Linked DNA regions of Homo sapiens: region 1 is linked to region 2. A link is an interaction called in ENCODE POLR2A ChIA-PET data of the cell type or tissue named here. Cell type or tissue: PC-9. All regions are shown on one strand. Each heading gives the region's core, and the rest is flanking DNA. Links, peaks and the distances in the headings are about the cores only.

Region 1 (15,947 bases), core at 3,600-8,599, 72 kb before region 2:
TTCATATCTTTGCCAGAGAAGATAATTTTAAAAAAGAAAATATTGTTGTCATTTGCTTTTCTACGAAAGAAGCACATTTAGATAGTGAAGGAAAAGTGAAAAATGTTCTTTATGCCGTTTACATTGTCTCATTTAATTATCCCAGTAGCACTGCAAGGTTGGAATAGTGACTAGCCTATTTTATAGATAAGGAAACCAGAGCTCTTAAATATTGCGTTGTTTGTACTCTAGAATATACACTTAAGGGCCGGGTACATTGGCTCACGCCTATAATCCAAGCACTTTGGGAGGCTGAGGCGGGCGGATCACCTGAGGTCAGGAGTTTAAGACCAGTCTGGCCAACATGGCGAAACCCCATCTTTATTAAAAATAAAAAAGTTAGCTGGGTATGTTGGTGCACACCTGTAGTCCTAGCTACTCGGGAGGCTGAGGCACGAGAATCGCTTGAACCCAGGAGGCAGAGGTTGCAGTGAGCCAAGACGGCACCACTGCGCTCCAGCCTGGGCAATAAAATGAGACTGTCTCAAAAAGAATATAGACTCCAAGAGGGTTGCAGTTTCACTGGTTCTGCCTGGTTCACCCTTGTGTCTTCAGTATAAACCATGGTGCCCTGGCACGTGGATATACTGGTTGGTTTTACTTTTGCCTAAGATAACATCGCTAGTTAATGGAATCTACTGAGATTTGCATGTAGTTTTTATGCTTTCCACAGCCTATGAGCTCTTTTCACTGCAGTACTTTTAAGTTTTCTAAGACCGGGGTCCCCAAGCCCTGGGCCATGGATGGTACCTGTCTGTGGCATGTTAGGAACCAGGCCACACAGCAGGAGGTGAGTGGCAGGCAAACGAGCATTACCACCTGAGCTCTGCCTCCTGTCAGATCAGCAGTGGCATTAGACTCTCATAGGAGCACGAACCCTATTGTGAACTGCGCATGTGAAGGATCTAGGTTGCGTACTCCTTATAAGAATCTAATGCCTGATAATCTGAGGTGGAACAATTTCATCCCAAAGCCCTGCCACCGCATCACATCCATGGGACAAATTGTCTTCCACAAAACCTGTCCTTGGTGCCAAAAAGGTTGGGGACCACTGTTGTGAGATCATTTCGAGTTACACCTCTCTGAAAAAGTGGACATATTCCAGTGGTGTTTACCTGGCAGCTGTTGTAATGCTATGATGTAGGTCTTTTCTCTATACAGAACATGCTGATGCTGATGACTGTATTCTTTGGCAGCTCATAGTATGAGCATATAATAAATCTTATGTATGCACTTTTTACCCTCACTTTTCAAATTGTTATATTTAGTCAGTGAAAGCAACTAGAAAAAAGTAAAACTGATACCAGCTGTTATACATATTGCCATATCCCAGCATGATTTGCTCCTGTAAGCCTGGTGGTCACATACAGCAGTCTGCCTTTCCTGCTCTCCTACTCATCTTATAAAAAGACTCTACCAGATTAGCCCTCTTTTCTTTTATTCTGATTCCTGCTATTTTGAAGTTGTGGGAACCAGAGAAGGAGTTCATATTTCTCTACCATTCTATGGCACCTTTGCCCTAGTAGGATGGAGTAGTACTGAGCTGACATGTCAGTGGTATGCTGGTGATAGCTTCTATCACATGCGAGAACTGACAGTTAAATTTTCAGACATTCTATGAGCGGTTGTTAAACATAGTCATTGTTAAATGTTAAAATATACAAGCTTACAAGTTAAATTATATTTAATAACTGATAATATATACTCATCACTTCCTGTTATTTCAAGTGTTGCTATATATCTATGCTTTTAAAGTTTCTATCATGTCTGTGTGATGGAAATACTGTGCTGCTGTGTATCTTTTTCTTTTACTTTTTTTTTTTTTTTGAGATGGAGTCTCTGCCACTCAGGCTGGAGTGCAGTGGCGCGATCTCGGCTCACTGCAACCTCCGCTTCCCGGGTTCAAGTGATTCTCCTGTCTCAGCCTCCCGAGTAGCTGGGACTACAGGCGGCGCCACCACTCCCGGCTAATTTTTGTTATTTTTGCTAGAGACGGGGTTTCACCATGTTGGCCAGGCTGATCTTGAACTCCTGACCTCAGATGATCTGCCTGCCTCGGCCTCCCAAAGTGCTGGGATTACAGGCGCGAGCCACTGTGCCCAGCTTGGCTCACTGTTGTAAGAGCTAAGCTAGATTGCTCAAGTGTTTTTCCCTCTCCTACCTTGACATAAAAGTTTTGTCTGTGTCAGACATTCGTATTTTCAGCCACACCCCAGAGTGCATCACTGATGTTTGAGGTTCTTCACCAGCAAGCCCACGTCAGCACTCGGTCATGTCTGTCCAAAAGGTGCTTTGAACCCTTGGAGGATGTGGAATGCCATGTCGACCTCAGTGCCACCAGGGGCATACTCGAGCCCACCAAAGGAGCAAGTGAAGGGGTTGCCTGAGCGGCGCTCCGGAATGTGCTGCAGCCTTCTGCAGAATGATCTTTGCTGAGTGAGGCCTGCCTGTAGGAGCTAACTGGTATGTTTGGTAGTGGAGGCATCGGACAGTGTAGTCAGTAACAAGATACTAAGATAAATGCAGGGGTTAAATGCTTCCTAGAGTGATGTTTTTTAAGCTGGCTAGTTTTGTTTATTGCAGGAATTAGGTAACTTTGTTGGAGAGCAACCTTGAAGAGCAGTGGAGATGAGTCAGACTTCCTGGCTACTTAGCCAGTATCAAGTAATTAAAAACCACTCCATGGATGGGGCCACGCCGGCAGAGAAACCTTCTTACAGGGAATGACTTTATGATACCCACACTTTTCAAAGAGTGGGCTGCATTGAGCTGGTCTCATTGGGAAGCATGTTACCTACGAGTGAGTGAGAAAAGCTGCACAGGTGCCTAGCAGTTGCTCTGCTCATTTCACTTCCACTGGATGAGTTACTTTGTTCCCCATTCCAAAAGCTGACTGTTCCTATTCCCATTTAAACGGCACTTTATAAAATTCTCATGTGTCTTTACATTTTATGCTTGCCACAAAGAAGGAAATTCATTGCTTGATTAAACTTAAAATAGGATTTTTTAAACTAAGGGAACCTAAAAGCCACTCTTGACTCCAACATATCAATTTAAGCCACTGCAGCTGCGGTTTCTGTCCCGTCCTCTGCTGTTTTACACAGAACTGGCTTCTAGTGGAGCTCCTAACATTCCAATCTATTTTTTTTGTTTGTTTAAATTTCGTTATCTATGTTATTTAAAAGGTATATTAAAAATATAAGCAAAGTTGTTTTCTTCCTCCCCTCTAGCTTTTATTGAAAATATAAATGTAAGCCCAGAGGGGAAAATTATTTCCTAATTCTGTAAAGATTCCTGCAACATTTTCCTTCCAAGGAACTGGCAGTATCTCCTCTGTTACTCTCAGTTGAATATAGAATATTTGGGATTGTGGACAGGTCATATGTTTGTTTCTCTCCTTCCCCCGTGTTCCGCTTTGCCCAAGTCAACAAGCCATGGTTGCCAGGAGGCTCTTCTTGGGCCAAAGCAGATACCAGGACTTCACCTTGCTGTGACAGTGGTTGGGGACCAGGAAGATGAGCAAGAATGAATTTGTAAGCAACTGAATTTGCAAGCAATGTATTGATTGTAAATGAATTATTTCGTACATCCCTGTAGTTGTCCCCAGTCTCCATTCCAATAGGATCCCTGGAGCTGATTGGGAGAGAAGAAAAAGAGATACCTGATTGGTACCCCTCCTAGCTGTTCCAGTAGCCAGGTGGGCTTGGCAGAGACTATGAAAGAGGCAAGCTACAAGTGGATTGAGACTGTGGGGAATCTTACAAAGAAATAGGGTTGTATATTGTTTCGACTCCTTTTGCGTGGTTGTCTTCTCCAAGCTGCCTAGATAAGTCAGCAGAAGGGCTCAGATGAAACATGTTTTGTAAATGTAACTTTCAGGTAATGAAACAGTACCTTCCCATTATTGAGCTCTTTTTTTAAATAGCTAGTTTTGAGTTGAAACCAAGACAATAGATATTCATTATGCAAACCTTTGAGCCACCTTTATGGTATTACTGTCTTAGTATTGCTCTAATGTTAAATGTCTTCTCTGTTTACTGTAAGATAAAACCTTTGTGTTCAGTCAGAAAATAAAGGGACTCCTTGGAGGACTTTGCCAGGGGCTGCATGAAGATATGTGGCTGAGACCTATATACAAAGGCCTTCTGTGCAGGGTCTATGTGGCTCTACAAAAGTGGTAAGCTGAGCTGAGAGGAGAAGCCTACAGAAATGGAAAGTGGAGGTTCCTGTGTCCATTATTTCAAACTGAAGTTGCTCCTTTATTTAGAAAACAAAGCAACATGCCAGACAAGTACATAAACATTTCATGTAATTATATTAAGATAGGCTTGGAAAGTGCTGATGGAGACTTTAAAAACACCTGGTTCAAAAGCATGTATTTATCTTCTCTGAAATTAACTGGTGTTTTATGTCATTTACAGTCTAGTGTGCACACTTCTTATTTAGCAAAAAATACCACTTCATTTTCATTTTTTCCTTGTTGTAGATGTGGCACATATTACTACTGGAAACTTCGATGCCCAGTATTTTTTTCTCTATTCTTTTTATTAAAGAATGGGGTATCTTTTTAAAACTCTCTTTGCACACTGGCATGAACAGGGAACACAGTATTGGTGGAGATGGGGTTGGGGGAGGTTTAGAGGGAGGAATTGCATTCTTTTGGCATTCCTGAGAGGAAAACAGCTGTATTAACTTTTTTTTTTTTTTTTTTGGAAAGTGCAGAGGCATCTCCCCTGACTCTCAGAATTCCAGTTCTTTACAGCTGAGCAAAAACAGCATGGCATATTATTTATGCCTGGAGTCAGCATGCATGAATGTTGCTGTTCTGATTATTAGCCAAGAGAAAACAGCTGTATACATTACTAATAAAAGGACTTTGAAATGAAAAAAAAAAAAATCCAATAGTGGGGTTTTCCCCTATAAACAGCAGATGTGTACAGGGTTTTACCCCATGTCTGCCCTGTACTTTAGCACCACTGTCCTGGGAGGTAAATGGAAGCCAGCATGAGAGGTGGAAGTATGGTGAAAGTAGATATGTTTGTAGCAAAATAGGTATGCTGTGGTTGACTAGAGACATTTTAAGGTTTATTATTTTAAGAGAGCAGTTGTGCCTAGCCATCATTCCATTCCTCCTCCTTCGCCTCTCATAAAAAGAAAATATTGTGTACCTGCAAACATATGCTCTGCTATCAGCATTCAGACACCCAAACACCGAAATCATTTAGCAGCTCTTACTGCTGTCAGTAAGCAGATGATGGCGTAAGGGGTTTAGAATTTGATATGTGTTTTCTAAAGCATCTCTCAAAATAGGCATTGTCTATTTCTTGTTTGTTGCTTGTGGGAAATTTTTCGTCAAGTGTACCTGTACCTAACCCATGACTAAAACTTACCTAGATCTTAATTTCTAGATTTAAAAAGAAGAAAAAAGGGATCAAGTAAGGAACAGCGAAGTAAAGAATATCTAAGATTAAAAGTAGGAATAGCTACAATTACCTAGATTTCAATTTCTGGGTTATTTTTAGTGTGACAAAGTAAAGAGTGTCCAAAATTACAAATCTGAGGGATAATTCAAAGATCCTTTTTTGTTGTCATTGTTCCTGGGGGAATATGTTTCCTGGGGGAAGGAGCATATCTGACTGGTCCCAGGGAAGAAATGAAGTAGAACTGGTATTGAAGAGATATCTTTCTATGGGAATCCAGCAAAAATACTGGGTTCCAAGAACTTGCTTGCCTGGGGAACTCCCAGATTCTTTAAAAACCTTACATGTGAAATAGCTTAACATAAATATATAGGTTTAGACATACTGATTGATGTTTCAGTGCCTATTTTTATATGCATTTATATCGCTCAGGTCATCTATTTTCCACTTGTTCTATTAAGTCATGGTTTTGCAAATGGTCACCATTTAAATATAAGGGACCTATTTTGCTTCTTTCATATTCTTCGACATTTCCTCAATGAAAGAATAAGGAAAGTTTAGGAGTGAGTTACTTAGGGTGTATTCTACTCTGAGGATTTCAGTTTTACTATAGCTGTATTTAATCTTATATTAATTGGGCACTTATATTAATTTAGTGCCTGTATAATGTTGGCACTGAAATGGTTCTTTAGTGTGTTGTGAGAAAATTTCAATGAAGTCATTTATAGAAAACTGTTTTTCTCAAGGGAATTTCCCTTTCCCCTTTTCAGAAGTCAGAGGAAAAAAAAACTGGAATTAGAGTATAGAGTTAGAGATAAAGCGAAACGATGGCAGAATATGCTGAGACATTTGCTCAGGGGTTAAAAGACAGGGAGTTTATAGAACTCCCTTTTCTGCTTGTCATAAGGTTATCTGTTCCTTCTTTTGGACATCTCTCTAGAGGTGTTCCCAAGCTTTGTATCACAGATTCTTTTATCGTGGGGGTCCTAAACTTTAACCATTTAAAAATAAAAACCAAGGGTTACCAAACACCTTAATAGAGACTTCTCTATGAAGTTACAAGAAGTAAACAACCATATGGAAGAATTTGATGTGTTCTTTGAAGTCACTGCTTGTAAGAGAAGACAACGTGTAATTTTTGAGTTACTGTATGACTCACGTTGGAAATGTTTAAAGCCTTCTGTAGGCATGGTGTGGTGGCTCACACCTGTAATACCAGCACTTTGGGAGGCCGAGGCGGGAGGATCACTTGCACTTAGGAGTTTGAGACCAGCCTGGGCAACATAATGAGACTTTGTCTCTACAAAAAAAAAAAAAAATTAAAAAAATTAAAAATAAAAAAAATTAGCCAGGCATAGTGGTGCATACCTGTAGTCCCAGCTACTCAGGAGGCTGAGGTGGGAGGATCTCTTGAGCCTGGGATGTCAAGGCTGTTTGAGTTGTGATTGTGGCACTGTGTTCCTGCTTGGGCAACAGAGCAAGACCCTGTCTGGGGGAGGGGTGGGGCGCGGGGTGGGAAGCCTCCCGATGTCCTAGGAATAGAAGGCTTTTGCTGTTGCAGGAGTACTGAAATGGAATAGTAGGAGCTGCCAGTGAAACTCATTCAGTGTTGATGTAGCATGTTTTAAGAATGTGTTATTTACGGGGAAAACTCTCGAGTTCGTCAGCGAACTGAGAATCCATTCATGGGTGCAGAAAAAGATGCCCATTGCGGGAAATGTGTCTGTACTCTGTGGCACCTCCTTAGGTGGGAGGAATGTGGTGGGGGCTGTGAAGACTGTGCCACTTTCACACCTCTGCATGCAGAATGACTCTCATTCTCTTTTACCAAAGAGCGAATTCATTATTGAACCTGTTAGGATCCAAGGCATTCAAGCATATTTGGGGAAGACTACTCTTGTTCTCTAGAGAGACAGGTCTAAATGATTAAGTTTCCAAATACTGAGCTTATTCCAGAAATAATTTGGTTTCTGCATGCTTTGTTTTCTACAGCATGGTGAGACTGCCACTTAGTTAGACTGAGTCTTGTGAATTGAAGCCTGTTTACAAGAAGTCTGACATACACACTATTATTTTTAGCCTGAACAACATGAAAACCATCTATTTAAAACTCCCAAATCTGAATGACAGTCTCATCTTGCTTAAAATTCCTTCTAGTACTTTTTAAGCCAACAGAAAGGAACATATAAACAATTTGTTAATTGCAACAGCTGGTCCCTGAGTATCTTTATGTTAATGTTTGGAATCTTTGAATTTGAAAGACTTTTAGAAAGAGCATCTGGATTAATGTAGTGCTATTCAGACTTCAGTCTTGAGAAGTGGAATCGACCTCATCAAGACAAACAAACAGGGGCCTTATACAGATTGGGAGGGCGACAGCAAAGGCATGGTGAAATTTCTTTAAAAATCTTAGTAGAGAATGAAGACAAATGGTCTCGGTTTGGTTGTGGGTGAATAGCCTCTTATTTAATTTAGTATGATGTTTATCTAGCTGCTGTGGTAAATGAGGTGAAATCTTTTGTGTATACAGTTAATTCCCAATTATTCATACATGCTTTAGCCAAATTGCTGATTCTCTGTGGACTTTGGAGACCTTCCCCCCGCCACCCCCCCCCCCCCAATACAATTTGCTGTCCATCCGGTCCCATGTCCTAGTTTCCTCTCTGGCCATGCTTTCTCACAGGGGTTCCCAGTTGCTCTCCTCATTTCCATCTTTGCTCCCTGACCAGGCCCCTGCTGCTTTTGCTTTCTCGCTGCTTTTGCTTTCTCTGCTGCATTCCCTGGATTTGTCTGACAGTCCAGGGTTCTTGTCTCCTTGCCGTTGTCTCTCTCAGTCATCTCAGAGTGGTAATAGAGAAGCTAGTTGATGGCCAGGGAAAAGCTACAGAGAGCTAATGTCTGCTGCTCCTTGCTTCTCTTCCTGTCACCTTTGGGCCTTTGTTGAATGAACAAGTGGAGAGTAAGTAGAGAAAGGGGTTTCCTGAAACATTTCCAGCCTGTTCTTTTAAGTGCTTTTTTTCCTCAGGATTTTATAGTCCTATACGTGGTAGGTAGGCGGATGGGCGGGTGGTGGGGGAGGTATTACAGCAAAATGCTTACATATTCTTTTCACCTCTTGTTTTCTTTTTTGTTCTCAACTGGGACCTACTATTCTCCTCCCCATTGCTGAAAGGCAAATTCTTAGAAAGGGGCCATTTAGAGTATGTGTAGCTGAAGAACCTCAAATAGTTCTTCATTTAGCAAATATTTAATTTCTTGAGTTCTTTTTATGTTTTGAATATTCTTAGAGATACGAAAATGAATTTGATGTAGATTCTGCCCTTAAAGGGGTTTAAGTAAAATCTAGAAGCAGAATTTACACAGACAACCACACAGAAAACCCTAAATCTAAAGCCGATATGTAAACACATGATTACCATAGTAAGTGAGAACCTTGTACCGCGTTGGAGAAGTGTGAAGGGTCTCCCCAGAAGACATTGTTTTTCCTGGGGAGGGGATCACAGTAGTACAGATGTGAAAAATCTGCCCTAATATTTTTTGTTTGCACTATGTGGATGGAAATGAAAACTTACCTGTAACAAACAGTTTTATCTATAGAATGTTTTATAAGCCTATTTTTGTTCCTTTTCTATTATATGTCTACACAGAATATAAATTTACCCCATCAGGTGAAAGCTCAGCATAGGTGTGCAAGCCCCACTTGGCTAAAATATTGGTTAGAGCAATAAAATCCTGTGTTCCATTCCCAAACCAGTTCCAAGCCAGGTAATGGGTTGAAAAGGCCTTTGATTAGTTGGATTTCCTATAAACCAACTCTGAAGTACGCATGCATTGATTGAATTAATAGAAGAGCCCTTCATTCCCTTGCCAGAGCCTGGTGTTGCTTAATCTTTTAGTAGTTCCACTAAAGCTTTTGGTTTCTAAGCCCAAATGAGATTACAACCAGCAAATTTTAAAGAAGTGGAGCTAAGAGAGACGAGTATAGTAATAACAAGTCTGAAAAACTGCAAGAGGACACAAGAATTCTGAGTGAGCCTGGTAGTTTCTAGTGAGATTTCCATTTAAAGTTTTGATAGTTAACCTTCCATGGACTATCTCAGATCATTCTTTGGATTCATAAAGTATTTTTGTTAGTTTCCTTGCCATAGCCAAATAAAAATAATCTCTGAATTGAGTTAGGAAATTTAGTTCCTGCTACAACTGCAGATTTCATGTACAGGAAGAGGAAGGGGTGGGCAATTACAGAGGATTAGGGAACATCCCTTTAGAGTTCTTCCTGGGATGACAATGGTCGAATGAGATAATGTGAGAGTGCTTTGCAGTTGGAAAGTGCTGTAGGAACCCTGAATTCATCTGAAACTGTAGCTTAGTGTTTAAATGATGTCTGTTATTACTTTTTTGAATAGTCTGGAGTGCTTGTTAAAGAAAAAATTATTCTGTGATATTTGTTGAATGAAGCACAGTGAGGAAGACTTTACTCAGGGCCCTTGTAATAGCTATAGGGACCACTGCAATAGGGTCTTGCAGTGGGGGAGAGAGAATAGGCTCAATTCTGAATACATCATCATGGGCAAGTGGGAATTTATAGCCAAGGAGCAGTGTGGGGATCAGTGGATGGAAAATTACTAAGACAAAACCTAAGGGGTAAGGGGGCTTCTGACTCAATTGCCCTAATAAGATTCTTGGTGAAGACAGGCCAGGGTGTTGAGACATTACCTGGGGAGATGGTGGAGGATGAGGAACTTGATCAGATATTGGAGATGATCAGAAATTGAGGATGGAGGGTTCTGAAACTGACTTAACAGGATTCTTTGCTAAAACCAGATTCTACAAGGAAATACACATATGGGCCTAGCGGAAGATACAGAACCCTAACTGAAGTTTGGCTGACCAAAAAGAATCTTTGTTACTGTTAAGTATTCGGATTCCTGGGCCTAATGCCAGGTCTACTGAATCAAGATCTCTGAAGACAAAGATGTCAGAATCTACATTTTAACAGACTCCTTGGGCACTTCTTTTACCCATTACGTTAGAGCTGCTTAGATAGAAGTTGCAACTTTTTTGGAGTCTGAGTTTGTAGTTGTAAAACTTTGCTTTTTGATAGAAGGTGAGTATGAATGTGGTAGCTCAATCAGAGTGGGCCACATTGTAACTAAGTGAAGGGATTCTCAAACATCTGTCTTGGAGATAGAGATGGAAAGATTCATGTCTTGAAAGCTTATACTGTATTATATTTAATTTCCTTATATGATAAAATTTACCAAATAGCTCTGAGGAAGGAATCATTTTTACCACCATCTTTTTTTTTTTTTTTTTTTTTGCACAGGGGCAAATTGAAGCTTAGAAAGGAACTTTTTCTTTTCTTTTATAAAATTTTACTTTAAGTTCCAGGATACATGTGCAGAACGTGCAGGTTTATTACATAGGTAAATGTGTACTATGGTGGTTTGCTGCACCTTAACCCATCGCCTAGGTATTAAGCCCTGCATGCATTAGTTATTTGTCCTGATGCTCTCCCTCCCCTCACCCCTGTCCCTGACAGGCCCCAGTGTGTGTTGTTCCCCTCCCTGTGTCCTTGTGTTCTCATTGTTCAACTCCCACTTATGAGTGAGAACATGCAGTGTTCGGTTGTCTGTTCCTCTGTTAGTTTGCTGAGGATGATGCTTCCAGCTTCATCCATGTCCCTGCAGAGGACGTGATCTCATTTCTTTTTGTGGCTGCATAGTATTCCATGGTGTCTGTGTACCACATTTAGAAAGGAACTTTCTTAGGACCATACAACTGGTTGTGGAAGGAGCAGAAATTGAACACTGGCCTGTCTGGGTCTGAAGCCCAAGCTCTCAGCCTCCATGCACTCTGAATTGCCTAGTGCTGATGGCCACAGTCATCAGGGAATAGAGGTTAAGGGAGGAGAGGCAGGCAGAGGCTAAAGTGTCACTCCAGCTGTGGGCTAAAGGATGCTGACCTGTGGACATTAGCCCAAACCCCAGCAAACCCATTAGGCATGATACACTACTATGTAAATTTAAGGCCTAGGAGACATTTGTAGCAAGCTGGTTGCTGTCACCGAGAGCTCATATATTGACTTTGTCAAGCAAGAGTGAGAAGAGAAGATCACATGTTTTACTTAACATTGCCTGTAAACTTTTCACAAGACTTTTCAAATCAATACTTATGCTTTTTCTTTCCATATTGTAAGACACTCAGACTGGTAAGTGAAGGGACTTTAAAGCTTGGCATTGGTTTAGGGCTGTAGCTATGGGGGTAGCAGGAAAAGATGGGAGGAGGGAAAAGCGAAAGAGCTGGACACATGTGGACACTCAGCCGGGGCATCCCTGGGACCCCACATTCTTGAGATTTTATTATGTCTTGAGACCAAATATATGTGGAGGGAGTGATGGTAAAGGTGATAAAAGTGCAAGTTATAATAGAATTTCATAGATAGGGAAAATTGAAAGAAGGATAATATAGTTTATGGGTAAAAAGCCTGTGCCACATTCTGAGAGCTTCAGGGTCTTTTTCTTCCACACTACCCCCTTCAGCGCCTCCACATACCCAGGGGGTAAGCTCTAGTATTTTTGATTTTCATATTTCTGCCTTGTGATTAAATATGAATACCATATTGACTAGAAAATTGGTTTGTCTTTAAATTATGGTTTTGAAAAGGTTTACTCTCTTTTGCTATTCCATAGAGGTTAGTAGGCCATAGGGCCCCTTTATCTTATTTATTTATTTATTTGTTCATTTATTTAGGGACAGAGTCTTGCTTTATTGCCCAGGCTGGAGTGCGGTGGTGCAATCTTAGCCCACTGCAAAGTCCGCCTCCCAGGTTCAAGCGATTCTCCTGCCTCAGCCTCCCGAATAGCTGGGATTACAGGCACGCGCCACCATGCCTGGCTAATGTTTGTATTTTTAGTAGAGACGGGTTTTCACCATGTTGGCCAGGCTGGTCTCGAACTCCTGACCTCAGGTGATCTGCCCGCCTTGGCCTCCCAAAGTGCTGAGATTACAGGTTTGAGCTGCCGTGCCTGGCCGGGCCTGTTTATAACTATTATGCTCAAGGTAAATGTAGAATGTAGAAATTAAGGTGAATAAAACATTCATATTAAAAGCAAAACATTAATTTTGTATGTTCAGGATATATGGTATGAGCTGGGACACCTGGGCTTTGAGCCACAACTTCACTGTCTACAACACACACAAACTTCCTCCCTCCCCCACTGTATCCCCTCCCCCACCACCTCCGACCTCCACCCCAACTGTAAAAGTTGAAGCTGAGCATGGTGGCTCCCGGCTGTAATTCCAATACTTCGATAAGTTAAGGTGGGAGGACCACTTGAGCCCAGGAGTTTGATGTTAGCCTGGGCAACATGGCAAGACTCCGTCTCTACAAAAAATACAAAAAGTTAGCTGGGCATGGTGGCGACTGCCTGTAGACTGAGCTACTTGGGATGCTGAGGTAGGAGGATCATTTGAGCCCAGATGACATCACTGCACTCCAGCCCAGGCAACAGAGTGAGGCCCTGTCTCCAAAAAAAAAAAAAAAAAAAAAAAAAAAGAGTGTAAACAGGTAATTTTACTGGGCCTTAGTTTCGTTTCTTCATCTCTCTGATGAGGGGTGTGGCTGAATGACCTCTTTGGGGTTTTTACATTTCACAGTTGTCAATCATAATTTTCTGTGACCCTGACCAAGCCTCACTCTGACCTAATGACTCATACAAACATTTCTCTTCTTCTCTTCATGTTTGCGTATTTTGATTGCACATGTACCTTGGACTTAGTGGGGTCACTGGCAAAGCAAGTGTATTTTCTGAAATACACCAGAGAAGTGGGTGTGCACAGTGTTTTCCCTTGGGTCGAGCCATGCTTCTGCTGTCCTTCCAGCTGGAATCTGTCAGATGTGGACTGTGGATCTCCTGAGTGCTTAGTAAAAATGCAGAATCCTGGGCCCCTTGCAGACCTGTTGAGGGGGAGTCTCTGGAAGTAAGGCTCTGGGCTCTGCATTTTAATAAGCCCCTAAGTGATCCCCAGGCTCACTACTGTTTGAGAACATGAATGATTCTCCTCTAAGTATGCACTGTGGTCTTTAGATAGAACCCATGGTTCCCTCAAGGCAGGGGTCATGCTGTGTGTGTGTTTATAAATGAAACTTCTCAGGATAAATTGTGATCATCTAGTTTATTCACTCATGAAACAAATACTTGCATCCTTCTTTTATACAAAGTCCTGTGTTAGTTGTGGGAATGGAGAGAAGAGAATGTATCTAAGGAGGCAGAGCAGACAGATTTTGGCAACTGATTAGATATGAGGGATGTGGGAGAGGTCAAAGTTAGCTAGCGGGTTTGATCCGGAGTGTGGAACTCTAGTTGTGCCAGTACAGAAATGGGCAGACAGTCATTGGAACAGTTTTGAGAAGAAAGATGCCCATATAGGAAAGAGCCCATAGAATGGTTATAAAATATGCCTGGATTTGTGGAACCAGTTCTAAAGCTGGCATTACTTTCAGATTCTTAGTATCTTAGAGGTGGGTGTGATCTTGTAGATCCTGTTTCAGTCTCCTCAGAAGCGGGAAAAATTGGTATCATTTGGAGGCTATTGTTTAGGTTGGGGCAAAAAAATATAATGGGGGGAGACATTATATATAAAGGTGATATTTACTTCTTAGACTTGAGAGAAGCTGGCTTTCTTAATAATCTCTAACTGATTTTGAACCTCTATTAGAATAAGCCCTGGAAATAATATTGGAAATGATATAGGCATTCTAAGTAGATATATTCTAAGATGACAGCCTGGTGTGGTGGCTCATGCCTGTAATCCCTGTACTTTGGGAGGCCGAGGCAGGTGGATGGATCTCTTGAGCCCAGCAGTTCGAGACCAGCCTGGATACCACGATGAAACCCTGTCTCTACCAAAAATACAAAAATTGGCTGGGTGTGGTGGCGTGTGGTCCCAGCTACTCAGGAGGCTGAGGTGGGAGGATCACTGGAACCTGGGAAGTCAAGGGTGCAGTGAGCTATGATTACACCACTGTACTCCAGAGCTGGGTGCCAGAGTGAGACTCTGTCTCCAAAAAAAAAAAAAAAAAAACAAAAAAAAACACCTTTAGAATTTACTGTCTTGTGGTCAAGTAGAATGTTGGCCCGTCTTCTTCAAAGACAGCCTTTCTCTCCTGATTTCCCTTAAACTAAGGAGGAGGGAAGTAATTAAGATTTTCAGTGGGAAGCCAGGCGTGGTGGCTCATGCCTGTAATCCCGGCACTTTGGGAAGCCTAGGTGGGCATATCACGAGGTCACAAGATTGAGACCTGCCTGACCAACATGGTGAAACCCCATCTCTACTAAAAATACAAAAATTAGCTAGGTGTGGTGGCACACACCTGTAGTGCCAGCTACTTGGGAGGCTGAGGCTGGAGAATTGCTTGAACCCAGGAAGCAGAGGTTGCAGTGAGCCGAGATCACGCCACTGCACTCCAGCCTGGTGACAGAGCAAGACTCCATCTCAAAAAAAAAAAAAAAAAAAAAAAAGATTTTCAGTGGGAGCACAGACTGCTGCTCACTCACTGAGTGGATTTCATTATGTAGTCTCAGTGTTTCCCAGACTGCTTGACAAATGAAGGATGTACGTTATTGCTTTTTCCTTACTTTGGCCTGAGAATGATGCAAAGCAGGCCTGTTGCATTACCAAGCATCTTGGGATGCTGCACTGAGTAATAGGCTTTTAGTATGTGTTACCTTGTCAACAGCAGTGACTGCTATGCCCAGGACATCAGCATTGAGTTGTTTTTGCACTTGTGGGGGTGACTTCCTATTGTCCTACCAGAATCAGCAAGGTAAGTTGGGAGAAATCCTTTGTCAGCAGGATGAGAAGCAGCAAGTGAAGGCTGGGCTCAGTGGAGGAGAACAATTCTAGGAGCTGGCGTGGTCACAGGAAGGATAGAGAACACGGAGGTCAGGAGGAAGCATGAGTCAGGCTGGTGGCTGTCCGGGGTCTTCTCACATTAGCAGCTGGAGAGCCAGGGCTGAAGGTTGAGTCGTAAGTGGCCAGCCTTGTGAATGTGGTATGCTAGACACCAACAGAACTTCCTGGAGCTGGGAGTTTCCTGGGGTCTTCCTGATGTGTAAGAACTGATGATCAGGACCTTACAGGTTATGTGTCTATTTTGGTTGTCCGCTCTGACAGGGCAGTGGTGTTGTGGTAGATACACTTTTGCTGGAGGCATTTGCTAGGTGAGTGGGCAAGATGTGATTTGTATTGGGTGTAATACTCAATCCAGCAGTGCTTCTCTGCTGCAGTCAAGTCCAGACTGCAAGAACCTGTTAAACGCAGGGAATTCCAACATAGAATCTTAAGAAGTTTCTCTACTTTGAATGTATCCTCCATGTTTTTCGTGTCGACAGAAGTAAAAGTGCAGTGATACATGAGTAAATTTTCAGCTCTCTTATCATAGGATTTGTTTAATTTGGTACCAGGATGTAATGAACTTGAGGT
Region 2 (15,947 bases), core at 4,403-9,402:
CCTTTTGAAGACAACAATAATCATGTTCTGTGGCAAAAGGAGCTGGTCCGAAACCTAGAATGATAATGAAAGTTTGCAAATATCAAATATTATTTCATCACTATTAGCCATTTACAGATGTGAAGAGAAATGAGCTTGAAAAGTAGTTTGATGTTTTCAACCACACTTTTAATCTTTAGATTTGAAAACAGAAAAGGAAGTCTGGAGATTAGGGTAATATATTCAATTCTTCCACCATTTTTTAATTTTTGATTTTTATTTTTGAGACAGGATCTTGCTCTGTCACCCAGGTGGAGTGCAGTGGCATGACCTCCCTTGCTCAAGTGATCCTCCCACATCATCCTCCCAGGTAGCTGGGATGACAGGACCGTGCCAGCACACCCAGCAAATTTTTGTATTTTTTATAGAGATAAGGTTTTGCCACGTTGCCCAGTCTGGTCTTGAACTACTGGGTTCAAGCAGTCGCCCGCCTTGGCCTCCTGAAGTACAGAGATTACAGTCATGAACCACCACAGTCAGCCCTCTACTGACATTTTTAAGTCAAGTAGCTTAATCTATAAAATAAAATGTTTGACCACTTAGTACTATAAAACTCTTTTGTTGCCCTAGAACATTCCTTTATCCTAATTTTTCTTTCTTCTTATGGTACTTGGGTGATGGTGGTGAGAGTTGGCAGCACAAGGGGGATTGGCTAGGGTGGGTACAGACCTTACGTTTCAAATCTCTACCCTACCTGAAGAACAAGCTTGCCTTTCCTTTTTTATATTATCTACCATATTAGAAAATGCAGAGGGAAGAGTTAGTGCAAATTGGGAAAGTGAGTACCGATGCATTTGTACTCCTGATTGGTGAGCAAAATAAAACTGCTCAGCCTCCTATAGGATTAAAGTAGAACTTACACTGGAGATGTTTGATCTTTCTGTATAAATGTTTGTGATAAAATCATGCTTATTTAAAATAAGAAGATCAGGAATGATAGATATAAAATTAACTGGATTCAGATTTTCTGAGATTTTAGAATAGGATGTCAGCTATTTACCAGAGTTATGGAGAAAAGTTTTAATAATGACGTGCTAATATTCTTGGCAGATACCAAATCTAAGCAGATATAATTAATTTATTTTTTTTTTTTTATTTTGGCTTGCTTTCTTATTCATTTACTCATTTAACCAACATTTACTGAAAGTCTTCTGTGTGCCCAGTTGCTTCTGAGGGACTTGCAGCTGGGTGGGAGAGACAGATGTGTAGTCCAAGCTACAGGATAGAGGTGCTGAGTGGAGAGGGGAGAGGTGAGCACCAGCCTGCTTGGGAGAATCCTGGATTCTGCCTACCCATCCCCTGAGTCCATGCAGCTTGTTTATATTGACCAGCCTTGTTCTTCTCTTTGTTCATTGTTCGCATGCTCACTTTTATCTGAGACATCTTCTCTTCCTGGAATGACCTGGGATCCCACTTTAGGCATGTTGGCAGCAATAAGAAATTCAGCCTGAGCCTGACTTTCACAGACTCATTTGGTCCCAGTTTTCTGTGTCCAGGCAACTCACCCAGTGTTTTCTGCCACCCTGGCAAACTGGCTGCCAGCACATCACACTACGTATGTTTGTGGGTTCATATGTGTCCACGTGCAGAATCTGCCCATTTCCTGGATCATCCTGGGCCATCTGGGGAAGCCTTTTTAATTTTTTCTTTTGCCTCCTGCCTTTCAAGCTTCTCTTTTGATTCTTGTGGCTTGTAGTCCAACAAGAGTAGAAGGAAAGAGCTTCAGGAAGTGAGGAGTTTATTAAAATTCCTTTGAAGCATTTCAATTCAGTAAGAGGAACTATCTTTTCTGTTAGCTAAGACAAAAAAAAAAAAAAAGAAAAAAAGCAAATAACAACAACCCTCAAAAAAATATAAATGTTTTTAGGAGATCCATTTTAGTTCTTTTTTTTTTTTTTTTTTTTTTTTTTTTTTGGGATGGAGTCTTACTCTGTCACCCAGGCTGGAATGCAGTGACGCGATCTTGGCTCACTGCAAGCTCCGCCTCCTGGGTTCACACCATCCTCCTGCCTCAGCCTCCCGAGCAGCTGGGACTACAGGCTCCCGCCACCATGCCTGGCTAATATTTTTTTGTATTTTTAGTAGAGATGGGGTTTCACCGTGTTAGCCAGGATGGTCTTGATCTCCTGACCTTGTGTCCTGCCCACCTCGGCCTCCCAGAGTGCTGGGATTACAGGCGTGAGCCACCGCGCTCAGCCCCATTTTAGTTCTTATACACAAAATTGATCCTCCTTTACCCAGTTCCGTGTCCTTGAGTGTATTACCTTCACTTCCCTAAGCATCATTCTTATTTCTAAAATGGGGATAACTGTAACTGTATGTGCCTCACAGGATTGTTGGCAGGATTTAGTGGAGTGGTAACATTAATAGTAGTAATTGATGAGTAAGATTTTGTTACATTATGTATCAGGTACTGTTCTAAGAACTTGAACTCTACCTAACTCCTTTCTGGTAGAGGGTATTAAAAGCATAGCAGTATTCAATAAGTATTAGTTGTATCCTGAATCCTTTTCACATCTCTTAATAACTCAGGTATCCTAATTCTCAACAGTTGATTGTTTACCTATTTACTTCTCAATATACAGCTTCTGTATAATTTTCTACATAATGAAAACTTTGATGTACACACCAGTATGAAAAATCTTGGTTCTGCAGCATACCAGTTGCACAATTTAATCATGCTGTGCCTTGGTTTTCTTCATCTAAAGCAGGGATGCCAATACCTAATTCTCAAGTGTTAAGGAAGTTGAATGAGATGGCCCATGTCAAGCAGCTGACAGACCACAGGCACTGACTGATGTCCTTTTCCATCTCCCATCCTGTGCTGCTCCTGGGAACCCTCCATCTTGCTGTTATCCCCAGGCTGTTTCATTTTGTTTTGATGATTCTCTTGGTCATATTTATAAGAACACTAGTATAAGACAAAGATTCTCTCCGTTGCACATTTTGTGCCTTATTCTCTAGCCACTTATGCTTGTTTCTAGGCCACAGGATAGCAAGAATACTAGGCACGTAGAAGATTTTTTGTAAACGTGTACTAAGCTGGATAAAACAGACATGATAAAGAATCAGCCTGGCTTCTATTAGCCATCAGGCCAGATTTCTTCATTAGCCTGAGCAAGATGGCTCAGTGTTTGTTCACAGAGGCTAAACGTATCACTTTTTAAAAGAGAGTTTTTGTTTGTTTGTTTTAAATCAGGCAAGGCTTGTAGAACTTAAGGTAGAAGAAAGTGCTGGATTGAGCCTTTGTAATCTAAGGGGGTGTATTAGTTTAGTAGGGCTACCATAACAGAATACCACAGACTGGATAGTTTACACAAGAGAAATTTATTTTCTTACAATTCTAGAGGTTGGAAGTCCAAGATCAAGGTGTCAGCAGGATTAGTTGGTTTCTTCTAAGGCTTCTCACCTTGGCTTGTAAATGGCCATTGTATTTTCCATTTTCAAGCTGCTAATAAAGACATTCACAAGATTGGGCAATTTACATAGGAAAAAGGTTTAATCAGACTTACAGTTCCACATGGCTTGGGATGCCTCACAATCATGGTAGAAGGCAAGGAAAAGCAAGTCACATCTTACATGGATGGCAGCAAAAAAAAAAAAGAGCTTGTGCAAGGAGATTCCTGTTTTTCAAAACCATCGGATCTCATGAGACTTATTCACTATCATGAGAACAGCATGGGAAAGACCTGCCCCCATGATTCAGTTACCTCCCACTCAGTCCCTCCCACAACATGTAGAAATGCAAGATGAGATTTGGTTGGGGACACAGCCAAACCATATCATTATGTACCTGGCCCCTCCCAAATCTCATGTCCTCACATTTCAAAACAAATCATGCCTTTCCTACAGTCCCTCAAAATCTTAACTCATTTCAGCATTAACTCAAAAGTCCACAATCCAAAGTCTCATCTGAGACAAAGCAAGTCCCTTCTACCTATCTGCCTATAAGCCTATAAAATCAAAAGCAAGTTAGTTACTTTCTAGATACAATGAGGGTACAGGCATTGGGTAAATACAGCCATTCGAAATGGGAGAAATTGGCCCAAACAAAGGGGCTACAGGCCCCATACAAATCCAAAATCCAGTGGGACAGTCAAATCTTAAAGCTCCAAAATGATATCCTTTGACTCCATGTCTCACATCTAGGTCACACTGAGGCAAGAGGTGGGTTCCCATAGTCTTGGGCAGCTCTGCCCCTGTGGCTTTGCAGGGTACAGCCTCACTCCTGACTGCTTTCACAGGCTGGTATTGAGTGCAGATTTTCCAGGCATGTGATGCAAGCTGTTGGTGGATCTACCATTCTGGGATCTGGAGGATGGTAGCCCTCTAGGCAGTGCCCCAGTAGGGACTTTGTATGGTGGCTCTGACCCCACATTTCCCTTCTGCCCTACCCTAGCAGAGGTTCTCGATGACAGCCCCACTCTGCAGCAAACTTCTGCCTGGACATCCAGGCATTTCCATACAGCCTCTGAAGTCTAGGCGGAGGTTCCCAAACCTCAATTCTTGACTTCTGTGCACCCGCAGGCTCAACGCCACATGGAAGCTACCATAGCTTGGGACTTGCACCCTTTGAAGCCACAGCCTGAGCTGTACCTTGGCCCCTTTCAGTCATGACTGGAGTGGCTGGGATGCAGGGCACCAAGTCCTTAGATTGCACACAGCATGGGGACTCTGGGCCTGGCCCACACAACCATTTTATCCTCCTAGGCCTCAGGGCCTGTGATGAGAGGGGCTGCCATGAAGACCTCTGACATACCCTGGAGACATTTTCCCCATTGTCTTGCGGATTAACATTCAGCTCTTTGTTACTTAAGCAAATTTCTGCAGTGGGCTTGAATTTCTCCTCAGAAAATGGGATTTTCTTTTCTATTATATTGTCAGGCTGCAAATTTTCCAAAGTTTTATGCTCCGCTTCCCTTATAAAACTTAATGCCTTTAACAGCACCCAGGTCACCTCTTGAAGGCTCTGCTGCTTAGAGATTTCTTCTGCCGGATACCCTAAATCATCTCTTTCAAGTTCAAAGTCCCACAAATCTCTAGGGCAGAGACAGAATGCTGCCACTCCCTTTGCTAAAACATAAGAAGAACCACCTTTGCTCCACAAGTTCCTCATCTCTATCTGAGACCATCTCAGCCTGGGCCTTATTGTTCATATCATTATCAGCATTTTAGTCAAAGCCATTCAAGTCTCTAGGGAGTTCCAGACTTTCCCACATTTTCCTGCCTTCTTCTGAGCCCTCCAAATTGCTCCAACCTTTGCCTGTTACCCAGTTTCAAAGTTGCTTCCACATTTTCGGGTAACTTTTCAGCAATGTGCCACTCTTCTTGGACCAATTTACTGTATTAGTCTGTTTTCATGCTGCTGATAAAGACATACCTGAGACTGGGCAATTTACAAAGGAAAGAGGTTTAATTGGACTTACAGTTTCATGTGGGTGAGGAAGCCTCACAATCATGGTGGAAGGCAAGGAGGACCAAGTCACATCTTACATGGATGGCAGCAGGCAAAAAAAGAGGTTGTGCAGGGAGACTCCTGTTTTTAAAACCATCAGATCTCGTGACACTTAAATCACCATCATGAGAACAGCACGGGAAAGACTTGCCTTCATGATTCAATTACCTCCCACCCACTCCCTCCCACAACATGTGGGAAGTCAAGATGAGATTTGGGTGGGGATACAGCCAAACCATATCAGCCATCTTCCTTTGGTGTCTTCACGTGATGTTCCCTTTGTGCATGTGTCTTGTAAATCTCCTCTTATATAGATACTGTTGGATTAGAGTCTACCTATATGACCTCATTTCACCTTAATTGTCTACTTAAAATGCCCTGTTTCTAAATACAGTCACATTCTGAAGGTAGTGAGCATCAGAACGTCAACATTTGAATTTGGGGACACATAAGTCAGCCCATGATAGGTGACAGTCTGAGAACCCGGCATAATGATCTTTTCCAAGGCTCTATGCTTCTCTGGAGAGGATATGTGAGTGACAGTTCTGTTGGGTCATAGAGCTGGAAAAAATTTAGATGAAGAATATTTATTCTGATTTCTGAAATCACCACACTTCTGCTTTCTTAACAGCACTTACTAGGACTTAGTCTAATTTTTCTCTTTATATTCTTAGGCTGTGTGGATGAGTCTTACTGTTGAGCACTTATTTTTTCTCCCCTTTGAATATCCAGTCCTTAGCACATAGTATGTGTCAGGAAATAATAGTTGAATTGAATACAGGTGATTCATCTGCCTCTGGACATTCTCACAATTTCCTACACCACAAAAGGAAATGAATTTGTCTTTTCCTTAGTCGTCTACCAAGAATGAAGGCATATTTTTTTTGCCTCAGGTGTTTTGGACTGAATTCTGTCTGATGTCTAAATTCGACTACAGTAATATATTTATTTATGAGCCATCTTTATTAAAGAATGTTACTGCCACCGTTTCCTTAGTTGCCAATTATTTTGTGCATTGTTATTGCTCCTCAGATTTTCTTATTTTGGGGGAGACTTAGGCATAATTTCCTTAGATGTAGATCAAAGCTGAATTGGATAACTAAAATATGTTGCAATTTATGTTATAGAAAAATGGTAAAAATATTCACATATTTTTTATATTTCTACTATTTCAGAATTAATATTTCACCTTTTTTTTTTTTTTTTTTTTTTTTTGAGTCGGCGTCTCCGTCTGTCACCCAGGCTGGAGTGCAGTGGTGCGATCTTGGCTCACTGCAGCCTCCACCTCCTGGGTTCAAGCAATTCCCCTGCTTCAGCCTCCTGAGTAGCTGGGACTACAGGTCCACGCTGCCACACCCTGCTAATTTTTTGTATTTTTAGCAGAGATGGGGTTTCACCATGTTGGCCAGACTGGTCTTGAACTTCTGACCTCAGACAGTCCACCTGCCTCGGCCTCCCAAAGTACTGGGATTACAGGCGTGAGCCACTGCGCCTGGCCAATATTTCACTTTTTTAAAATAAATCTTTTTAATGATAAGACAGGCTTGGGTTTGTCAAGAACAGGTTTCTAAAAGGGTTTCATTATGCATGCACATGTAAATAAAAACCTTTTACAAATCCCACAGAATAAGATACTTTAAAATGGAGCTGTCAAGCAATTTTTATATGTACAGGCAATTTGTGGTTTCAAAAAGCTACTTCAAAAAAAACTTCAAAAAGTTAGTGCTTTTTGATAATTTTTTTTTAAAACCACTTTGTTAACAGGTCCAAAGTTATATGATAAAATGATCAAATAAATTTTTTCGTTATAAATAGTCTTGTTTAAAAGTCCAAAGCGTGCCTCTTAATATTTAGTGAGAGCCCTGTTCTTGTTCTACTTCATCAGTTGTCTATGTTGCTGGTTGACTTTTGGAAGTTTTACACTGAATGAAAGAATAAAGATTGTAAACCTCTAGAAAACAAGTACTTTACTTCTGTGGTCCTTCCAGGATTGAATGAAGGTTCCATGAAAGAGAAACATCTGGAATATGCCTTTTTTTTTTCTTAATAGCTAGTAGAGGGTGAGGAGGGAAATAAGACACTGTAGGATAATGCATGTTTGTGTCAGATCGTAGGAAAAAAATCATGATGTATTTATACTACATGTGCTATTTATATACATGTGCTACCAAACAGCATGCAGCTCTATGTTTTAGACAAAATAGAAGAAGCTTTGATGATAATTATCAATACATGCATGAGAATTTCCAATGTCATGGTTTAAGCACCCACTTCACATACACTTGTAAATTAGCTTCCATGCATTCATAAATGGGGTTAGTGTGATTAGCTTGCCAAGGCCCAGAAGAGATTATATTTATTAAAGATCACATGAAAAGCTGTGTCCTAGGCATCTCACTAGGAATCTTAATTTTAAATAGGTAATATTATCTTATTTATGAACTATTAACACAGTAGAAACATTTATTTTGATAGATTTATTAATGAATGTAAAGATTTCTGTTTTTTTAACATAAGGATTAATGGCCGTTCATTCAATCTAAACCTATTTTGTACACTGAAATATAACATAAACATTGATAGACTTGCCAATCTGTCTTAAGCACTACTTTTAAAATATGAAGCTAAGTATAGTTTTTTGTTGTTATTAAGATGTTTTAGACATGATTAAGTCATTTTATTTTGTCCTATAATTAACCTCCTGAGGTATAATGAGAAATCCATTTCAATATAGAAGGTCAGTTTTGTGCGGTTTTTAGATTTTTTTTTTTTTGTAAAACAAAACTTCCTGTCAGAGTGTGTGCCCGATCGTGCATTTGATTAGATCAGCTGGCATGGCTTCTTGGCAGCCTGGCCCTCACTGCCAGGTTTACTCCGTGTCCACTTCCTTGCAGGGCCCTGACCTAGAGGCCATCTCTCAGCTGTCCCAGCCCTGCCAATTGTTTGAGGTCCCTGAAGCCTTTCCTGATTCTCCCATCTCACGTTATCATTCTCTGTACCCTACAACTTTACCTTTTCATCATGGTATCTGTTGTGTTAGTTATTTCTTTCATTGTGTTTCACCAAAGTTGTTTGCTCATAGGAGCTGGTAGTGTGACGCTGGCCACAGAGGCAATAAATATTGGCATTGTGCTGCCTTCGTTGCTCTACTTGGATGAATTAGAAAACATTCAGAGGAGCTGGGCACGGTCGTGCATGCCTGTAGTCCCAGCTACTTTGGAGGCTGAGGCAGGAAGATGACTTGAGGCCAGTTCAAGGCTGTAGTGTATGATGATCACACCTGCGTGTAGCCACTGCACTTCAGCCTGGGCAACAGAGTGAAATCCCATTTCTAAAAATAAATAATGAACAAAGAATTGGAAAAAGAATGGATAGAGTGTTGATTGGCTTGCTTTTCTCATAGCAGGTTGCTTTTCCAAGCATCTTCTTTCACAACACTCATCATGAGGACATCTTGGGAGCAAAAGTGTCCATACTGATTTGGGGTTACTTAAGTTTTTCTTTGGTCAGAATCCCTCATTTCATCCATATCCTCAGTCCTAGATTAAGTAATCTTAGGGCACACTTACGGCTTCTGACGTTAATGCCACCTTTGTTTCCTAAAGCCCTGATGATGATGGAACTGTGCATGTTAAAGCAGGAAAGGGGAAGAATGTTGTCAGCATATCTAGAAGCCTAGCCCTGGAAAAGTACTTAGGTGGCACAGAAAGCCTCTTTCTGGAAAACCACTGAACTGATAGTTAAATTCAAAAGTCACTCCTAGAATCAGTTTCAGCACACATTAAATTCACTCGTCTTGGATGAAGCCAGTGAAAATTTTAAGACAAAAACAAGATTTATTATCAAATACTGGTCTCTCCAAAAAGTTACATGGGATCAGAATCAGATGTCAATGAATAATTTGTTTTTGTACGTTTTTATAGTTACATGTTATTACTTCTAGAACTCATTTGACTGGTTGAACTAGAGAACCAGAATACAACATGCATTTGTTTTTTTCTATGGTGGAAGAGAAAAGTAAAATTAAAGTGGAAGTTATTAATACTATATATATTCATAGGCTGCTAATATGTACTGCGTTCTTTCCTTTTGTGTTTTTCTTTAGGTGATTGAAGATAGTACTGGAGTCCGCCGGGTGGTGGTCACACCCCAGTCTCCTGAGTGTTATCCCCCAAGCTACCCCTCAGCCATGTCTCCAACCCATCATCTCCCTCCCTATCTGACTCACCATCCACATTTTATTCATAACTCACACACGGCTTACTACCCACCTGTTACCGGACCTGGAGATATGCCGCCTCAGTTTTTTCCCCAGCATCATCTTCCCCACACAATATATGGTGAGCAAGGTGAGTAGATTTTCGTTGGCGTCAGGAGCCGTTGAAACTGATTACAGCGTTTCAATAGTTCAAGGCGGTCCTTTGTTTCTTGTGAAATAAGCATAGTAGAAAAGGATCTAGGTGGTTTGTAAGACTCATGGGGAATTCCTAGCTTCCTTTGTCCTGAATGGTGCCTTGGAAAAATTACTTTGTGGGTTTAGTTCTTTTTCTTTCTTTCAGTTTTCACAAACTCGGCCCCAACCCCCACCTTACAAGATCAAGGAGTAAGGTAGCCACCTTTTATTTTAGAAAAGTGGCAGTGTGACATCGTTCCCATGTCCTGAAAGCATGTTTGTATGTGAGAGTGGCCTGAGGTACAACTGTGGCACATCGTTTCTTTGGTATCCATATGATCTACCAGTTAAAGGGAAATTGAAAAGTGTTTTGTGCCCCATTTCCAGTGTTTGAAGATTGTGAAGTCTCAAGAACCTTTAGGTTTCCTAAAAGGCTCTATGTTGTGATGCTGGCAGAACTCAAAAATCCCCTGGCTGTTGATGTGGCCTTCCTGAACCTGCTTTTAGTTTAAGAGTAGCCATTAGTGCAGCCGCAATTTCACTGATTGTTAGGCAAATACTTACCTGGATATGAAAAGAGCCTCAGAGCTACCAACATTATATCTTTTTAAAGTTTTGACCCTGGTGTTGGTTTAGTCTAAAGGCTTTCTCTATCAAAATGGATACTAAGAAACCAGATAATTGAGGGTAAAATTAGACTTTAGCCTCTAGGACTTTGCAAAGTGATTTTCTTCTGAGTCTGACTATGAATGGAAGCATTTTACTGCTTCAGACATTTATTATGTTGGTTTAGATACATTGTAGAAGAAATGCCTGTTATACCATAGAATGTTTGAGCAAGTTATCACTTTTAAGAATTATATATATATAATTATATAATTTCTATATAATTAATTATTTATTTATAATTATATTTTTATATATATAATTATTCCCTGTTCATCTCACATTATAACTTATTCACAGAAAAAACTTTTTTGAGATGATATTTTAAGTGAAATATATCGTTGTAACTTAGGGATAGAATTTGACTGTATGTGTGTTTTGTTTATTTTTTTTTGTAGTCAAAGAAATTTGACATGATTCAAATTAATCAGGTGCTTTCACAATGTCGTATAAGGGGATGATAGCAAAACATGAAATCAATACTTTGATTTCATAGCAGCATCAATAACTTCCTATCAATTTGATCTTTTTTCCATGCGACACACCAAGAAAACATCAAGTATTGGGGATATACTATGAAAACATTTGGATAAAAACTGAAAAAATTTAGTTAGCTGTAATTTTTTTAATGTATTCAGTGCTTTGACTCAACATGCATTAAATAATTGAGTGTTTCTTAGAGCTTTCTGGCTGTATCTGAGCTCTGATGACATGAAAGGCCTTGGTGACTGACTCATTGCTTGCTGGTATATGTCTGACTTGCCTTATTTTAGCAGTCTGTTAGTAGGATGCCACATGGTTACTGTTTTGTAAATGCTGTCCTTTGCAATTTTAGGCAAGACAACAGTATGATTTAAATCGTCATTAGAGTTAAGCAAAATTGTAGTCTCTTCATTTTATGGTGTATTTGGGTCTAATTCCATTAAAATAACACAGAGCAATAATGTATGCAAATAAAAATGCCTTCATTGATTTCAAATTAAAGCAGTAAAACAAAATCCCTTCCCTTTATAAATAAGCCATTGATATATTCTTTTACCTTAGTTCTTAGTGTGCATACCTAAAAGCAATTTAAATATTAATTTTCTAAACTATAAGAGTTTTAAAAGTTTTCAACATGTCTGAAAAGATTATTACTGCCCATAGTGAATATGTTAAATCTCATGTGTAATACATCGTGGTGTTTAGAACATTTACTATCCTTCTGGTATATTTTGACATAGTTTCTTTGGATACACACTCTCTGAATAGGATTATATTTGTTTTGACACGTTCTCTAGTGCAAACTGGTTCTCTCATGAAGATTTGTTTTTTAACAAAACAACTCTTGTTTATGCTTTAGCTATGTTAACAGTAAGAAACAGTGGAGCTTTACTGTTGAGTAATTGAGACAGCAGTTTTGTTAAATTATGCAGGGTAACCATACATTTCTGTTGTGCCTGTGACAGTCCTAGTGTAGGTCTCTTGCCTTGAAGAAATTATTGATATTCCTTCCTTTTCGCTCTCAGAAGTGTTCAGATTTGGATGGTAATTTATATTGTCACTCCATAGAAGAGGTGACCCTTTTTTCTTATAAAGATGTAAGGACCCAATCTTTATGTTACGCATTGTCATTTTTACTGATACCTAAAAATAATTTTGAACTGATTTAAAAATTTAAATTTAACATAAAGTTTTCCCCTTGAGATCATAAGATTGCTTGCAGGCTTCTATTTTCTTTTGAGCCACTTTAAAATGTGCATAGTAAAGTCAGGTGACATTCTACATTTGTCTTGCCTTCTATTACTCCAAAAGAGAAGTTTGAGACCACAGCTTATTATGTTTGGCACCAGATTTCAGAGATGGCTTTTCTTTATCCTTATACTTCCTCCTTGAACATTTCCCCTGATTCTGTGAGCTTTGATTATTTTAAATGGAAATATGTCATCTCATTATCTTAGTTAAATTTGTTCAAATGTTGGCTCTTTTGTATGCCACAGAAAACTTTGACTGCAATATACTTCCCAGTAGAAATACTATTCTGTCTACAGGGATGAGTAGACTTTTAAAGTAGCTTGATTCTAAGTACATGTTTAATAGGGGTATTTTATTTGTTCTGACTTTTTCATGTATTGCAACTACTGAAAACATATTGAAAGGTAAAAATCAAACTCAGTTATAAATGCAACTAGAATATGAGCTCTTTAGGGATAACAACCTTGTCTTCAGTATTCTCTGTAATATAGGAATTTTTCTGAACACACAGTGTAGTTTTTAATGATTGATTATTCCTTGATTGGTTAGAAACAAATGGGAATGCTTTAAATGTATATCATGTATATGGCATTTTCTTTTTTCTTTTTCTTTTTGAGACAGAGTCTTGCTCTGTCGCTCAGGCTGGAGTGCAGTGATGCAATCTCAGTTCACTGCAACCTCCGCCTCCAGGGTTCAAGCGATTCTCCTGCCTCAGCCTCCTGGATAGCTGGGATTATAGGCGCCTACCACCACGCCTGGCTAATTTTTTGTATTTTTAGTAGGGATGGGGTTTCACCATGTTGCCCAGGCTAGTTTCGAACTCCCAAGCTCAGACAGTCCGCCCACCTCGGCCTCCCAAAGCGTGAGCCACTGTGCCCAGCAGTATTTTCTTAAAAAATATTTATTAGACTCTATTTAGTAATACTTTAGACTTCCTTTATACTTTAGACTTCTTCAGGAGCCAGATCATTTGACCATTTAATAATTTATTATTGAAAATGTAAACTGAGTTTGGGTTTATCATAATCATCCATTTTAGAAATTATACCATTTTATGGAATGTCAACCTACATCACCCGAGAAGACCAGTACAGCAAGCCTCCGCACAAAAAACTGAAAGACCGCCAGATCGATCGCCAGAACCGCCTCAACAGCCCTCCTTCTTCTATCTACAAAAGCAGCTGCACAACAGTATACAATGGCTATGGGAAGGGCCATAGTGGTGGAAGTGGCGGAGGCGGCAGCGGTAGTGGTCCCGGAATTAAGAAAACAGAGCGACGAGCAAGAAGCAGCCCAAAGTCGAATGATTCAGACTTGCAAGGTAATACTCAAGATGTTTGCCATAGAGTGAATTATCAAGACAGAGACATCTCAAATGATGTTTCCACATCTTTTACATGAGAATATTATTTCATGGTGGTTGGTTGTTCTGCTAAGAATATTTGAGTAGACCTTCTTTGATCTATTTCTTGGTAAGGAAATAATATTGCATTGTTTATTTTTTATTAATACTTCATGGCAGAAATACTACATTTTGGTCACAGATGCCATGCAACTTTGCACTTAATAACAAATATTTGAAAATCTTTTCATGTTAGCCTACTTCTGTTGTTTCACTCTCTGAATAGACAGATGTGGAAGAAATCCAAAGATAATTTTTCTAAAAGTGTAGGCTAGTTTAAATCTCAAAATAATTATACCTCATAAACCATACGTAATTACTTCCTTTCTGTAATGAAATCTATCATTGAATCACAGAAATATGTTTCTGTTTAGTTTTGGCATCAGTTATTGTCTCATACCACCTTTTGCCTGTGAATTAAGTGTTCAGAAACTAAGAATAAGATGGAAGAATGAGGGCCACCACATATAGGTAGAGAAACATCAACTCAGAATGGCATCTGTCTTTTTGTAGATGAATCTCTTGGGTAGATCAGTTCATTTGGAGGAAGGTTTATGTGTTTAAATGAAGTTTTGGAGGTAGTTTAGAGAGAACCTATTTTGATGCCACATAAGGAAAAACAGTGGCTATTTCTATAGGCATAGGGAAGAATGACTTAAGTGAGGCAAAAAAGGTAGCATTTGGATAAGGTAGGTGAGTTTATAGATATAAATGACTGGAAAACAAAGACTTGAACAACTTTTAAACATAAGATCAATTATTTCAAGTAGATTCCCTTTTTCATTCACAATCACATTCTCACAGACACAGTCCCAGTTTCTACCTGACTGAGATGCAGTAAGGAATCTGATTATAACACTCATTGATTATAACACTCATTGAATTTATGGATTCCTTACTGCATCTCATTCAGGTAGAAAAAGGGACTGTGTCTGTGAGAATGTGATTGTGAATGAAAAAGATGGAATATGTGTATTTTTGAGTGTCTATGGAAGAGCTTCTGACAAGAGAGAGGAAGATTAGGTAAAATGAAATATCGCCGTCGGCATTTCCCCCTACGTTATTTGGGTGAGTGAATTTCAGCCTGAGAGAGGAATAGTAAGATACAGTGAAATGTGAATAGATCATGTGTTCTTTTAATTTGAATTATGTATTCTTTTCTCTATTTTCCAAACTCTGCAATTATCACGTTATTCTTATAACTCTTAAACAAAACATAAATCAATATCATACAAAAGAAAGCAAAGATTCAAGAGACTTTTACACAACTCTTAAGGGAAGATGCTGGGTCTCATATAAAATAATTTTTAGTCAAATGATACTGTAATTTCTAAGTTTGAAATTAGTTTATTAGCAATGTTACAATTTAACCATGACTATACAAGAACTCATACTAAAAAAAATTATGAATAGATTTTCCTGAAGAGAATTTTTATCCGAAGAAAAACGAGAGAGAATGTATAAATTGTCCAGAGAGCTTACGAGGTTTGAAGTACTTTGATTACTTGACTCATTCTTTAATAATTTTCACCTTGCCTTGCACCAAAACTGATTTAAGGGAAATGACTTAGACACAAAGAAGCAGATAAAATAAATGTAAGCATTAAGGAGCCGAAAGATGATAAGGGAAGGAAAATATTAATAAGATGAAGCAGGGTTCCAGTAGCATTGCTTGATGTGAGCCATATATTTTGTTTTCAGCCTCCTGGTTGTCACAGCAAAAAGGCAAACGTGAATCACATAGTGTAGACGAAGAATAAAACACTTCTTGTTCATGGGGTCCATCAAGTGGCTCACAATGTTTCAGTTGTGTCTGCCTCAAAATGTGGTTGTTGGCTCCTAGGATCCCAAAAGGCTTTTTCCTTCTTTCTCATCCTTACAGTGTATCTCCTGCTGGAGTTTACTGCGGCTGACATCTAAATCTGTGCCCCGGAAACAGACTTCTTAACTGATTCTTAAGTTTCCAGTGCCACCTGATTAATCTAAAACTATACTTAATACTAGTATGATAAACCTAATAGGTTCATATGTGGTTTGCACAAGAGTAGAATATATACCTAACCATAACATGTGACTTGTGTGTGTTTTTTGTTTTTGTTTTTTTTATGTAATGTTTTACTTAGGTTAAGTTGTTCTCATGGCCAGAAGAGAGAAATCTTTTTACTTTTTTTTTTTGAGATGGAGTCTTGCCCTGTCACGCAGGCTGGAGTGCAGTGGTGTGATCTCAGCTCACTGCAACCTCCGCCTCCCAGGTTCAA

Evidence for each region. Peaks named below come from ENCODE experiments on the same cell type or tissue, not always from the same donor. Only the 100,000 strongest peaks of a DNase experiment are listed, where the experiment ranks them.
Region 1: POLR2A ChIA-PET joins it to region 2 with 5 read pairs; 4 of 35 experiments call an interaction of 5 or more read pairs at or near these places.

The regions. Positions count from the first base shown.
Region 1 is chr3:172,166,869-172,182,815 of GRCh38, forward strand. The region is part of intron 3 of FNDC3B (fibronectin type III domain containing 3B); the gene reads left to right. It overlaps LOC124906304 (a long non-coding RNA gene), which reads left to right. Exons shown (of 2, transcript XR_007096169.1): 2 at 1-14,149. Among named protein-coding and RNA genes, the nearest start is that of FNDC3B, 140 kb to the left of the region's middle. RefSeq lists a silencer at 93-632 and enhancers at 12,903-13,062, 12,991-13,285, 15,251-15,545. In PC-9, for the core only: no CTCF peak of the experiment used is centred there; no DNase peak of the experiment used is centred there; H3K27ac peaks cover 2,249 bases.
Region 2 is chr3:172,237,934-172,253,880 of GRCh38, forward strand. It overlaps FNDC3B (fibronectin type III domain containing 3B), which reads left to right. Exons shown (of 26, transcript NM_022763.4): 5 at 9,600-9,843; 6 at 13,327-13,608. Among named protein-coding and RNA genes, the nearest start is that of GHSR, 200 kb to the right of the region's middle. In PC-9, for the core only: no CTCF peak of the experiment used is centred there; a DNase peak (open chromatin) is centred at 6,318; H3K27ac peaks cover 3,184 bases.